Linked DNA regions of Mus musculus: region 1 is linked to region 2. A link is a contact called in ENCODE POLR2A ChIA-PET data. All regions are on one chromosome and are shown on one strand. Each heading gives the region's core, a stretch centred on a gene start or an enhancer-like site at or near the end of the contact. The rest is flanking DNA. Distances are from core to core; before and after follow the strand shown.

Region 1 (7,468 bases), core at 2,157-4,656, 76 kb after region 2:
GGGTTTAGGGACCGCCATGACTGAAGTTGGTTGGTGGAAGCTGACCTTCCTCCGGAAAAAAAAATCCACTCCCAAAGTGCTCTACGAAATCCCGGACACCTACGCCCAAACAGAGGGAGGTGCAGAGCCCCCAGGACCTGACGCAGGAGACCCTCACAGCGACTTTAACAGCCGTCTGGAAAAGATTGTGGATAAGAACACTAAAGGCAAGCATGTCAAGGTCTCCAACTCAGGCCGCTTCAAAGAGAAGAAAAAAGTTCGGGCCATGTTGGCAGAGAACCCCAACCTCTTTGATGACAGAGAGAACAAAGGACAATGAAAGCGGCCGAAGAGAACCATAGCGCTGCCCTGCTCCCTGCCACTGGTGGGGTCCGAGGCAGGAGCTTGCCACGCTGGCCTCTTTGGTCACAGCCACTTGGCGGTTGATCCCTGCTGGCAGGAACACCCGGTTCTTAGGTTTGTATTTATGTGCCCCAGCTTTACGAAGAGCCTCCTCCTCCTATGATCACATACTCTGGTCCAGCGTGAAAACTGTGACCTAGAAGTGCTGCTGTCCTTGACACAGTGGCTTGCCTCACAGGGAGGTGGCACAGCAGAGAATAGACAGAGAGCAGGACGGACTCCACCCTCTCCCCAGGCAACAGGGAGAAGGGTGAATTTGATTCGCTGCATCCTCTACTTTCTCTACCGTGTGACTGTTGCCTGGGCCAATCCAGGGAGAGCAATGTTTCCGGAAGTCACGTGACCGTGGTTTCCTTGGTGCCAGAGGCGGAGTTCTTAAGCTTGAGATCGCCTCTTAATTCAAGGAGTAAACTTCCTGGAACTTTGCTCCCAGGAGTGGAGGGGCAAGGGACACGCGTACTCCCCGGGGTGCTACTGAAGGCTAGCCCAGAAATACTCCTGACCTTGACCACCACTTGTGTGGGTGCTGAATTACATAACCCCAAAGAGAGGCCTCCCTGACCGGCCCAAGGGTCCAAACTGGAGGAGTGGATGCGGGTTTCTCCCGACTCCTTCCCTGATAGTATTTAAGACAGATGAGCACCAGGAGTGAATCCTGGAGCCTTGGATTTTGTTGGAAAAGTAGGTTTTACTTAGGAATAAACAAGGCTGCAGAAACCACGGTCTTATTTATACACTTGCCTCACACGAATGCAGGTAGATGGTTCCCACGAGTGAAGTGGACCTTTGGGCCCTTCAAACTTCAGGAAGGAGCCCCTACGTGTGACAGTGTTGGGCTGTGTCAGTAACGCCATCATCAAACAAGGCTTCTAACGGCAAGGGAGAAAGGAAGGCGAAAGATGACCCCTGGACAACAGAGAGGCCAAGGGGGGCTCTAAGAGTTGGGGCAGACCTTTGGTCACAGACCCAAAGTCTCCAACATTCTCAGTGGTTCAGTTTGGGACCACGATTTAAATTCTGGTGCCACCTTGATGAGTTTGGTAACGTTTCAAAGAGAGATGTCTCTGAAGTCAGGTCTGAGAGCAAATCCCTGGAACCTCGGCTCTTTGCTGAGTGAGACAGGATTGCAGGTTCAAAGGTTGGCCTGGGTTATACAGCAAGGCCCTACCTCAAGAAACACGCCCAGAGCTCCTCGGGGCTGTAGACCTTTTCTTACAGGATGCCCCCATCACGAGTGCTTTAGTTTAAGGACCAGGGAAGAGTTCTCACCCTGTAATGTTAAATCTCCTTCTTGCTTAAGCCACAGGACCTGAGAACTGGAAAGAAAACCAAACCAAACCAAACCAAACCAAAAAAACCCTCAGTCATCCAAATCTTTAGAGCTCATGTTGGGACCAGGGAAAGAGCAAGGTGGCTACTCTGCTGTGGTCCAGCAGCCTTTGGGTCAGCTCCTCAGAGTGTGCTGGGACACCCCACCCTAGGGAGCTGTTGCTGAGGAAGTTTATTGCCAAAACAAACACACCTACACAAGGAGACCTTTGTTAAGTGCCTCACCCAGGCCAGGGGAACTCAGGGGATAAGGGAGGCAGAGCAGGGGCTGAAGAGAAAGTAGGCTCAGCGCCCTGCCTTTACCTCGGCCTTTTCATCCCTTCCTTCTCCCCAGAACTTTCTAGATCTCACTAGTCATTCCGTTCATAAAGTCTCCCCAAAGGAGTTGAGGCATCCCTCAATCTTACAGCCTTGCTGTTAGCTACCATACCACATACACTATTTCTAACAGAGAGACTTTCTAGTCCCCCAGCCCCCATCACTGAGGCAGGTACTGCTGACAGCGCCATCTTCTCTTCTGGTCTGCCAGGGTCAGACATATCAGGCGCTTGGCTAACTCTGTTTAGCTCATCTGTCTGTATAAACCACAATGCCCTGCCCTGCCCACCCCAGCACCTTCTATTCTTGAATGTCTCTTGTGGTCTGTTGGTGTGGCATGGGCAGGAACAATCAGTTATCTTCTGTAGAATGGGACTGGGATGAGACAGGAAATTGTTTATGTTGTAGGCTACTGGGAGGTGACAGTCACCAAGGGGAATGTGCAGGCTCTGGAACCAATGGGAGAAAGCCAACTGGTTAGCCCAGGGGCTGGGTGTCCTCTAGGACCCACACTGTGGGTCCCTTTCACAAAAGCCCATCCCAAGATTACTTAACCCCAGGTAGGGAGTGAAGATAGATACTGGGCACAGATTCATTTGTTCTTTGATTTTTTTGAGACAGGAGCTCACACTGCAGCCCAGGCTGGCTTGGAACTCACTATGTAGCCCAGGCTGACCTCAAACTCACTACAATCGTCCCAATCCTGCCTTCCAAGTGTTGGGATTACAGGCGTGATCCATACCACTTGACTTCCATCTTACTCTACTGCTGAGCTGTAGCCCAGACACTTCCTTTCATGGGCTCCCTGGTCTCTAAGCTTTTTACATGTACCACCACAGTCCCAGAAAGATCTCTACAGGAATCTTTCAGGGAGACAGTGCATGTCCCCCCAAAACTGGAGGCCTGGATGGCTAGAGAGATTGAGCTGCCCCAGGGAGTCCCAAGCAAGGCAGCTGCACACTTTCAGGAGCCGCTAGGAGGAAGAACCGAGAGGGTAAATATGTGCAGGAGACGGGAGAGGCTCTGGTTATCAACCACAGTTTCACTGGGAAGCAACCCAAGCAGAGAAAGGGGGAGGCAGGGAGGCTGCCCGATACTGGCCTCCACTGCCCAGTAAAGGCCAACCCTAGCCACTGGGCTCCCCCTGCTGGACCCAAGCAGAAAAGTCCTGTAAATCCATTCCCTAACTGTCCTGTCTGCTGAGGTGCCTCACTGGGGCAGACAAAATGGAATCAAGTTAAACATTAATATCACACACGGCTGACAAGTTTTTATTACACCCTTGTGCACTGGCACTGACAGTTGGGATCACACTAAAGCCCGGGGGAGGGAGCACACACAACCCCCTAACAGCCATGGGGTATAACACTTCTCAACAACTCATCGGCTTATACTAATAAAGTCACAGTCCATGGCACATCAGCAAAAGGGGTGAGGTAGGTAAAGGTACCTGGCCGATGGCCACAGGGTCAATGTCCTTCCTGGACCCAGGCTGAAGTGGGGGATCAACACAGGACAAGGTTGCCTCGGGAGGAGCCTTTGTTAGTGACAGAGGCTGAAGCACACAGCCACAAAGTCAAAACAAGGCAAGTGTGTCCAGGGTGATAAGTTCAAGGCCAACCAGAACATATAATGATTTGTCTGAGTCACAGCAAACATGGCCTGGGCTGGCTCCTTTCCATGGCTGGGAAGCCTTTTGTCTATCTGCAGCCTGATTAATTTATTACTGGAAACAGCTCCCAAGCCAGGCTTCCCCCAAACCCAGGAGCAAAGTCAAGGGAACACTTAGGAGATCCTTTGCTATTTGTGATTCTCTACAACCCTACGGCACTTTGTTCCAGCCACTAACTGATTCGGAGTTCAGAGAACTTGGAGGGTGAGTCCCGGAGAGACGTAGGTAGAAGGGCTAAGAAAGGAAATGGCTTAGCTTAAAAACAAGAACTGGAGCTGGGCCTGGTGGCACAAGCCAAGAATCAACTACTCCAGGGACTGAGGCAAGAGGAACTCAAGGCCAACGCTTGCCTGGGATATAAACACAGTGAGTTCAGGGCTAACCTAGGGGAAGCAGAGACAGGGCCCCCCACGGCAGCTCCTGGAGCCAATCAGGCACTTCTCCAAACAGCTCAGGGGCCAGCAACTTAGTCTTAAAATAAAAGGTAAAGAGAGAGAAATGCTGGGACTCTCACTCAGTGGTACAGAGTTGCCGAGCCTGAGCAAGGTTTAAACCCAGCGCCACACACAGAGAAGGTAGACCGGGCTTCCATTCCCTTATTCCCATAACTGCTTTTCCCCACTCTCTGCCCCCTGGTGATTCCCCAACATTCTTGGGTCCAGTGTTAAGGTGCAAGTCTCTCATACACCCAGTCTTCCTCCCCGTGGTGGGTCATGGGTCCCAAAGGGGAGTCTCCTGTTGCCAGGCCTCGGCGGAAGACAATACGGTCATGGAGGCGGTTGGTTTGGCCTTGCCAAAACTCCATCACTTGGGGGTACAGGATGTAGCCACCCCTGCGGGAAGAAGCAGAGGTTTACTGCTCCCACCTCTCTCTCATCCCAAGCTCTTTTGCAAGACGTTCCTGGGATGCAGCTGAGGGCTTCTCAGAGAAGGCTATCCATGATTTCACAGACAGGGCCCCAGGGTCCCTTTCTGAATGGCCTGCAAGCATAGGTATCGCTTACCAGTATTCTGGCTTGGGTACCTCTTGGTCCTGGTAGAGCTGCCCCAGTTCCTCATTTTTCTTTCTCAGGTACTATTTAAAGAAGAAGACAGAGGAAGAGCCGGGCACAGGAAATGATGCACTTAAGGACTTACAAACCTAGGCTCTGGGGCAGGAGCCAGGCCAGGTGTTGGGGACAGAGGTGAGGGAAGTAGACCCCCCCCACCCCCACGGCACTGGTCAAGAGGAGAGCCAGAGAGAGGAGGTCCGTTTCCCATCATCCCCTGCTCTTCTCTCCTAGGGACATCATCCTTTTCTGCTAGTTTGACAAGACCCTGGCATCTCCTGGAGACAGCCTCTGGGGATGAACTCAGGGCCTGGCTCATGAAGAGGATTATACAGAGGTCCTACTTACCTCCCGGTCAGGGATCACAGAACTCTGGCGACTGACCACAGCCCCAATCTGGCTGCTCTTGGGGCGGGAATGGAAGTAGTTCTCGGCCTCCTTCTCTGGGAGTTTCTTCACAGGGCCTTCCACACGCACCTGTTGGTGGATGAACCTGGCTAGGTGATGCTTGACACTACTAAACCTTTCTGCTAGCCCAGGCCCAGTTTTTCCCTGTTCCATCAGCTGCCCCAACACTCCCAGGCCCATCTAGACTGAGAGCTGGGTGTGAAAGGCAGAGTGGCCAGGCCCAGGCAGAACATGATTCCTACATTCATTTATAAATTCACCCCTGCTCACCCAGCCCACCAGAAGTGGTTGTGGGGACGACCACTCACCTGACGGTTCAGGGGCTCCCAGTAGAAGACAAGAGAGGCAAAGGGATTAGAATCCTGGAAAGAAGAGAAAAGGTACTATCGAAACAGGAAATCGGTACTTCCTGCATGTAGGGGGAAGGCAGAAGATGGAGTAGGATACCATCAACAGGTGCATTCACGGTTACATCGCATTTAAACTCTCAAAGGTGAGCCTCCGGTGGCATAGCTGAAGACAGGCCCTCAGGGGTAGAGCTGGGTGTGAGCCAGGTTAACTCCAGTTAGAGGCTCGGCCATTCCAATCACCATCGTTGTAGTTTTGAATATTTCTGTTCTTGTTTTTGACACAGGGTCCCATTCTGTGCTCATTTGTGCTAATCCTCCTGCCTCAGCTTCCTGAATACTGGAGAGGTGTGAACTACCACACCCAGCTCACTCAGGGAGTTTTGACAGTCAATGTGACATGCACTCCGACTGGCTTAACAAATGCATATGAAATGCCAACTCCTGTGTACCTTAGAACAGGTGCTGGGAACAAAACAGATGAAATAAAAGTGGCAACCTTTGCTCCACAGAGCTTACAGTGTAGCAGGGGAGACAAGTGTCAATCATGTGATCATATAAACAAATGCATGGCCAGAAGCAAAAAAATTACATATATACATATATATGTGTATATGTAGGTTACCAGGTGGATGAGACCAGAAGGAACGGGTGCTGCTGAGTAGCAGATGTGGAGGTGGGTGTGGCTTATTCATTCACAGTGCCCAGGCCTGGAAGCAGGAGGGAGCCCGAGCAGGGGTGGTGTAAGCCAGGGCTTAGGCTAGCCCTGTCCGTCCTGGAAGGATTCACCCTGACCCTCACCAGCTCTTTTCCCTTCCGGCTCTCGTAGTTAGTGAAGAAGCGGAAGCCGTCTTTGCCAAAGCCCTTCAGCAGCAGCATCCGGGCAGAGGGTTTTCCGTCTCTAGGGGGCACACAGCAGAGCACCAGGTCAGAACCCAACCCACTGTTCTCACCCCGGAGCAACCCCTCTAGCCATGCCCAGCCACGCCCCAGCCATGCCCCCCTTATGGAGGCAAATGTCAATGGTGTAAATCATATAGACAAATGCATAGACATAAACTGAAAGAGAAAGACGGCAGAGAGTCAAGTTGTGGGCTCCGATGCCATCAAACAGTGCCCTTAGGAACCTGTCCAGGAGGTATAAGTGTGATTCCACTGTCTGGGGGCTCTTTGTGGCTCAATCAGTACCCCCCTTAAGGGATGTATGGCACACTGCCCTAACCACCGTGTGACTGTTTTTGGAAGATAAGAGGTTTTAGGAAGGCAATTAAGATTAAATGTAGTCCATGGGGTAGGACTCTCTCGAATCCAGTAAGACTGGTGTCTTTGTAAGAAGAGAGAGAAAGAGAGACAAGACAGAGTGGGGGCTCTCTCAAAGGTCACATGAAGACACGGTAAGGGGGTGGCTAGCTTCAGAGGCATCACCAGACACCGCCCCTGACAACCACTTGCTCTCAGACTTCTAGCCTCCAGAAGTATAAACAGTAAACCCCTGTTGCCTATAGTACTTTGCTCCGACATTGATGAAAACCGTGCACTGCTGGGAGAGACTGGACCGCCAACACACTGAACTAATGCATCACGCAGAGAAGCAATGGTGGACGGCCCTCTGCTCAGAGCTCTGAGTAACACTGAGGGTGTCAAAGCCCCATCTTGATGCCTGGTGCTTTAGTGAGAAGGGACAAGAGGAGCTGAATAAGGAGGCTGACCTTAGAGATTTCTCACAGGGTATGACTGCTTGGTAATTCCCATGCTGGGTTTCAAGAGAGGGAATAAGGGGGCTGGAGAGATGGCTCAGCGGTTAAGAGTGCCAACTGCTCTTCTGAAGGTTGTGAGTTCAAATCCCAGCAACCACATGGTGGCTCACAACCATCTGTAATGAGATCTGATGCCCTCTTCTGGGGTGTCTGAAGACAGCTACAGTGTACTTACATATAATAAAT
Region 2 (6,628 bases), core at 2,378-4,877:
CCGTCCGTCCTGGTTACTGTTAGCAGATTGATTCCCCAGCTTCACAGACTTCCTGACAGTCAAGCCTAATGGTTTGACCTCCTATGCTCTGTCAGACTTACTCCGTTTCTAAGAAGTTTTCTTCCCTGGCATAAGCTAGTCCTAACATGGTAGCCCTGCAGAGATGGGCCTTTGTCATCAGTGGGGAACACCAGATGTGAGACCCACTTCCCTACGCTGTCCTCAGCACCCCACCTGCCCTGTGGCCCCCCATGTTTCCTCATGTTCTGCTGGAAAAGAATGTGGCTGCGTGCTGGCTTTCAGAGTGGAAGTAGATTGAGAAGAGCCAGGAGTAGTGGCTCACGCCTTCAGTCTCAGCACTTGGGAGGTTGAGGCCACATGATTTCAGGTTCAAGGGCAGCCTGAGCTACACTGTGAGTTTCTGTGTAGGCAGGGATGTAGCAGGAGACTTTATGTAAAATCAAATAGCATAAAATAAACCAACCTGGGCATGGTGATGCACACCTGTAATCTCAGCACTTGGGAGGTGTACAGGAGGATTAATAGTTCAAAGTCATAACAAGTTTGAAGCCAGAGTGATCTACATGAGAGCTTGTCTTAAAGCAACAGTAATAAGCGGTCCATTGAGATGTCTCAGCAAGTAGAGGCACCTGCCTCCGAGCCTGATGGGCTGAGTCTGACCGAGATAAGAGAGCTGACCCCCTAAAAGTGTTTGCTGACCTCCACATAAACACACAAAAGTAAATACATGAAATACATATTAAACATTATTTTTTTTAAAATATTCATTTATTTTATTTATATGAGTACACTGAAGCTGTCTTCAGACACACCAGAAGCATCAGATCCTATTACAGATGGTTGTGAGCCGCCATGTGGTTGCTGGGAATTGAACTCAGGACCTCTGGAAGAGCAGCCAGTGCTCTTAACCACTGAGCCACCTCTCCAGCCCCATATTAAACATTCTATAAGGGGAGTGTTGATGAGCAGAGAAGAGAAGAACAGCTGGGGAGGGCTAACTGCATGGCTCAGTGGTTACGAGCACTCACTGCTCTTGCAGAGGACCCGGGTTCAATTCCAAGCATACACATGGTGGCTCACAACCATTTGTAACACTAGTTCTAGGGAATACTGGTGTCTTCTGCAGGCACCAGGCACACATGTGGTAAGCAGACATACAGACAGACAAAACACCTATGCACATACAAAGTTAAAAGAGAAGAATACAAGCCGGGCGGGGTGGCGCACGCCTTTAATCCCAGCACTCGGGAGGCAGAGGCAGGCGGATTTCTGAGTTCTAGGCCAGCCTGGTCTACAGAGTGAGTTCCAGGACAGCCAGGGCTACACAGAAACCCTGTCTCGGGAAAAAGAGAGAGAGAGAGAGAGAGAGAGAGAGAGAGAGAGAGAGAGAGAGAGAGAGAGAGAGAACACAGCTGGAATGGGAGGCGAAGCCCTGGGTGTGGCTCCAGGCACTTCACCGCATGGTGGGGCAGTGCATGCTCCTGATGCAGCGCTTCCAGTTTGGAGGCTGGGGCATCAAAGAACGAGACTGTTTCAAAACCAAACACAAGCCAGACAGTGGTAGAACACTTTAATTCCAGCACTCGAGAGGCAGAGGCAGGTGAATTTCTAAGTTCGAGGCCAGCCTGGGCTACAGAGCGAGTTCCAGGACAGCCAAGGCTACACAGAGAAACCCTGTCTCGAAAAACCAAAACCAAAACCAAAACAAAACCAAACCACTACTGCTACTCCCACCCCCTAGTATTCATTTGAGTCATCCTAAGCTTTTACTTTGCCAACAAAAACTGAATGGCAAGTTACTCAGCACCTCTAGGGCTCTAGAATAGAATTTACCTGGTAGAGTTATATTAATTACATGATTGGCCATGCTGCCAAACCTGGAAAATTAAGTTGTACATCCTCAGGAAACAATTCCTCTCTTTCTAAATGAGCAAGCAACAAATAAAGACTGGTAGGGCCTTGTTATGTAGCCCAGGCTGGCCTTGAAGCCCTTATCTCTCCTGCCTCATATTCCCAGGGCCTGAAATTATAGGCACCACACATGAGGATTAGTGGAAATCTTAAAGAAACACAAAAGTTATAGGGACACAAAATGAAACGTGGAGAGAGAGAGGTTCCTTAGCAGAGATTCAAGAACTTCACTGTCCCCAGCAAAGAGGGAGATTCCAAGAGAGGAGGACATACACAGTGCGGGGTGGACATTTTGGAGGAGGCTTTATGCCCAGAGAGACAGTCTGAGTATCCCGAGTCCCCCCTCATGTGTTGGCATCACGTGTGCACATTGGCACAGATACGGGCACACACTGGACTGAGATGTTTTTTCTTGGTAGTAGGAGCACACACACATACACACACCTGACAGCTTTGTCACATCAGCAAATGGGATGGGGTGCTGAGAACACACCCCATCAAAACCAGCATCACAAGTTTATTACGGTGTCAAGTGTCTGAGCACAGGCGTGGTTGAGCCTGGGCCCAGTCTCTGCCTGCCTGATGGCGCGGTGAGGAGGCACTATTACTGTGGCCTGATATGGCTTAGGGGAGGCAGGGGCTACCGCCTCACCCACAGTTGGACAGGCTTGGGAGGCAGCCAGCTGGGTTGCAGCCCTCTGGACCTGCCCTAGCCTCCAAAACCTCATCTCATTAAAGAAGAGGCAAGCTGCTGCCATCTAGTGGCCAGGGCTGGAGAGGCGCCCTTGTCGACCTCCAATCACTGACATTCTCAAATATTTCTCCCAACCTCCTACTCTCACTTCAGGTTCTTCAGTCAGCCAAGGAACAGATTAAATGGTCGCTATTGAAATGAAGACCTTGGAATCAAGGCTCCTTCCCCAGAGAACTTTTGCCAGTCCCCGCGTAAGCCCCAAGATCTCAAGACGCAAGAGAGACCACTCTGCCTTCTCAGGCCTCTCTCAGAACTGATCCCTGAGGTCTCCTGCCAGGGATTCTGAGACGCAAAAGCTTGACCCCAGCTCCCTCACCCCTACTCAGCATCCTAACCTGGCCTTGGGGCCATGGGAACCAGCAAAGTTGCCTCCCCTCGGACCTCTGACATCCTCAGTCCTAGGCCTTAATAAACTTACATTTTTCCCCCCCAAAGACCTCCTTTCTTGACTTTGAAGTGTGTGTGTGTGTGTGTGTGTGTGTGTGTGTGTGTGTGGTGTACGTGCGCGTGTACACTACACCTGTGAATGAGGTCAGAGTGGGTCAAGGGAAAGGGTTGTGTTTAACACGAGGGGTGCAACACTGATACCCTGGTGTTGCATGAGTAGTTGAGCGGTTAAACACGACGGTGTGGCATGGTAAGAGTCATAGTAACAGGAATAATATTCTTCCAGGAAAAGGAGAGTGAAGATGGCTTCTCCATTTTGTCTGTGCAGTACCCACAGGGAGGCTCCGCTAGGGATTCCTTGAGTCGTTTTTTCCATTCTAGGCTCCAGAAAGGAAGGGAGTCAGGCTTACTCTGACAAACCCAGGAACTGTTTGGCTATTTTTCTTGGCGCGCCTGGGACCGCGGAATTCTTATCTTGGCATAGATCCTGGGCAGTAGAGCTCTATAATTTGCTGTCTCTATCTGGGGGCGAGAAGGCACCGAGTGGTGGCCACTGCGCGTGTGTGTAGAGCATCCGTGTACCTACGAGGAGGCGAAGGACGGGGGTCGGGGGAGGGACGGACAGGGGTGTCTAGAGAGGCGACAGACGGAAGGAGATTCACGGCGACACATCTCAAGGATGGAGATGAATAAACTTTCTGAGCATCCCGAACCCCCTTCCTACCCTAGTCCCAATCTCTGAACTTTCTCTCGGTTTTTCCTGTGACCCATACGCTTTCGGCGTCTCCACGCCGCGGACTCTTCTTTGGCAGCGTGGGGTGTCATCTTCTTGGATCCCTGGAGGTTTTCAGCGGCTCCCACGCTCCGCCCCGGCCCCGCCTCTCACAGGAGCATCGCGCAGCAGGAAGCTCCGCCCCCTCACCACATCCGTGGTCCTAGAGCGCCACCTGGAGGTACTACGGGCACACCTCAGGGTCCTGGGCCTCGATAACTCCGCCCCTGAGGTGGAACCGACCCTCCTCCCGGTGTTTCTCACTGATCTCTGACACCAGAGCCAGTGCGTTGCCCTGGCAACCATCACGCGTGACTTCCCGCGACTTCTCTCCCAACGCAGAGCTTTTTGGCAGCCGCCGTAATAAAAATAGTGGTGAGCCTTGGATCTTAATAAAAGCCTGTCCCGGTGGTTGTCATTTCCAGGCCGTGAGTGTGGGAGATCAGCCTAGGTTGCGTGAGACACTATCTCAAAACAAAACAAAACAAAACAAAACAAAACAGATATTTATACTGAATTTGACTACGTCTGTAATTAGAGAACTCTACGAAGATACGGGGATGATTATCTACTCATTGTAAACGCTTACTATAGTGTCTTTCTAGAGTCGCTGTGCACACAGCCCAGAGTTGCAAAAAGGCAATCCTGAGAGAGGGGGAAGGTGGCACAATAAAATTGTGCAGTTCAGGGGCCAGTGTGGTGACGGAAAAGACATTCTTTGGATTATTTCTCAAATATTCAGCCACCCGTAGCACTTGGCTCCACCATGGATGGAGCCAAGGCCCGGAGGAGTAAACTGCCTCCTGGCAACCCGGCCTGACCTGACTTGGTCCTGCAATTTCAGTTGTGCGAGGACGGGAATGGGAAGCATCAGGCAGAAGCTAGGAGCTCCAGGAAGGCTGGCTCACACAACTCTCTGAACTACACGATACTGTCCACATTCTATTAAGGGATACACCGAGACCCTGAAAGTTTCGAATATACAAGTATATCGCAGCTTCCGCTCGATAGGGGATAGAAAACTCCTCATTATACTACAATATCTGAATTCCTTACTCGCACTTGGTCCTCACAGGGTGTGGAACACACAAGCCTATAATCTCGTCTCTTGAGAGGTGGAGGCTGGAGAATCAGAAGTTGAAAGTCATTTTCTAACTATTTACTGTGTTTGAGACCAGCCTAGGCTACAGATGGTTAAAGGTAACAAGAAAGTGTTCCTTGACTTGCTATGGCTAAAGGCTACTACCCTGATCCCATAGGGAGGGATTAGCAAAGCAGCGACTGGGGGGTTGCGTTGAGCTGAGCTCCCATAGTGGTGATGACCCCAAGTCTGCAGGTCCAGTCTTCTGGCTATTGCGTCTCCCTGCCCCCCTCGCTTTCTGCATCCAGGTGGAGCCGCCTAGACAGCAGGCCTGGCTGACAGCCCGGAGCCCTGGCCGCTGCACCAGCTTTTCCGAGATGAGAGCCTCATCATCGTGGCCACTGGCCGGAGCCTGAGGGATTTCGGGAAGGGCGTCCGCAGTTCTGAGCCAGGGCTTGCCTTCCCGAGTCTGCCCACCCCTGGCATCCTTCCTTGTCTTGCCCATCGCACCCAGCAGCTTCGAAGAGTGTGCGGGAAAGGATCCTTAGGGCCACTCTTTTCCCTGCAACAGAGTAAGAACCGGATCAGAAATCAAGACCTCAGGAATGTGGGCTCACCCAGCCCGAGGGCACAGGAGGAAATACAAACTCAAGAACTTGTTAACTTATTACAGGGACGTGCCAGACACAACACACACCACACACACACACACACACACACACACACACACACACACACACACACACACACACAGAGGCACGCTCCTCCTGCTTTCCTCCAATTGGCTGGCAAGAAAGGCAGGGCATGTGGGATTGGTTCTCACCCCGACACTGATGGATGGCTCCCTGTGACTGGATCATTGTCGGCTGTCAGGAGGAGTGGGAGGCGACACCCGTGCTCTTCTCAGGGCCTCAAACATTGGTAGAGCCAGCCAGGCCTGGAGAGAGAAATGGGCAGAGCAGCCTGCCCAAAGGTCCGAGTTTCTTTGCCCTCAACCTCTTTGAAACACACTGTGAAGCGATGTGCTTTCTGGAGGCTGAGACAGGAAGAGAGCCACGAATTTGATGCTATTCTGGACTACATAGCAAAACAGCGCCTGTCTCAAAATAAGTAAAGCAGAAACTGTTATTAGATTATGGGGAGGAATTAGTTCTGAGCTCTTAGTACAGTAGAGCTCTTTAATGGGAACCCTGGCGAGGGGAATAATTTGCTGTGCACAACTCAGCTTCACTTTCCTCCCAACCTGGGTCAGTGTATTCACATATTTAGGTGTCTGCGATGAGCCAGGCACAGAGAGGAACTAGGGACAGCAGTGGGGTTGGCGTGGAGAGGCCATAGAAGGGATTAGATTTAAGGCATATGTCCAGGTATACGCAGCTTTAAAAATCAGCTCTCAAGCTGGAGAGATGGCTCAGCTGTTAAGAGAACTGGCTGCTCTTCTGAAGGTCCTGAGCTCAATTCCCAGCAATCACGGGGTGGCTCACGACCATATATATATATTCTATATATAGATATATAACAGGATACGATGTCCTCTTCTGTTATGCAGCCACATTCAAAGAGCACTCATATACATACATAAATAAGTCTTTTTTAAAAATTCAAACCTTCTTCTGAGTATGATGGGAATTCAGGTTTAAAGCACAAGATGTGTGTGGTTGGTTTGTGGGGGGTGTTTGGTTTTGTTGTTGTTTTGGTTTTG

Evidence for each region. ChIA-PET counts read pairs that join two places held with the same protein, here RNA polymerase II (POLR2A).
Region 1: POLR2A ChIA-PET joins it to region 2 with 10 read pairs in Patski. The contact joins two enhancer-like sites. POLR2A ChIA-PET finds 5 or more read pairs at or near these places in 2 of 5 experiments (Patski and embryonic stem cell).

What each region holds. Positions count from the first base shown.
Region 1 is chr11:96,934,530-96,941,997 of GRCm38, forward strand. Pnpo (pyridoxine 5'-phosphate oxidase) reads right to left here. Exons shown (of 7, transcript NM_134021.2): 3 at 6,327-6,426; 4 at 5,487-5,540; 5 at 5,119-5,247; 6 at 4,726-4,796; 7 at 3,287-4,554. The coding sequence ends at 4,386. It overlaps Prr15l (proline rich 15-like), which reads left to right. Exons shown (of 3, transcript NM_146026.2): 3 at 1-1,119. The coding sequence starts at 17. The coding sequence ends at 319. Among named protein-coding and RNA genes, the nearest start is that of Pnpo, 5.8 kb to the right of the region's middle. Within about 2 kb of position 3,407, at least 1 of the 3 ENCODE cell types and tissues checked has a DNase peak (open chromatin) inside an H3K27ac peak, as active enhancers do.
Region 2 is chr11:96,858,084-96,864,711 of GRCm38, forward strand. It overlaps Copz2 (coatomer protein complex, subunit zeta 2), which reads left to right. Exons shown (of 9, transcript NM_019877.2): 9 at 2,780-3,120. The coding sequence ends at 2,827. It overlaps Gm11523 (a long non-coding RNA gene), which reads right to left. Exons shown (of 4, transcript XR_880183.2): 3 at 5,750-6,022; 4 at 4,359-5,488. Among named protein-coding and RNA genes, the nearest start is that of Mir152, 11 kb to the left of the region's middle. Within about 2 kb of position 3,628, at least 3 of the 3 ENCODE cell types and tissues checked have a DNase peak (open chromatin) inside an H3K27ac peak, as active enhancers do.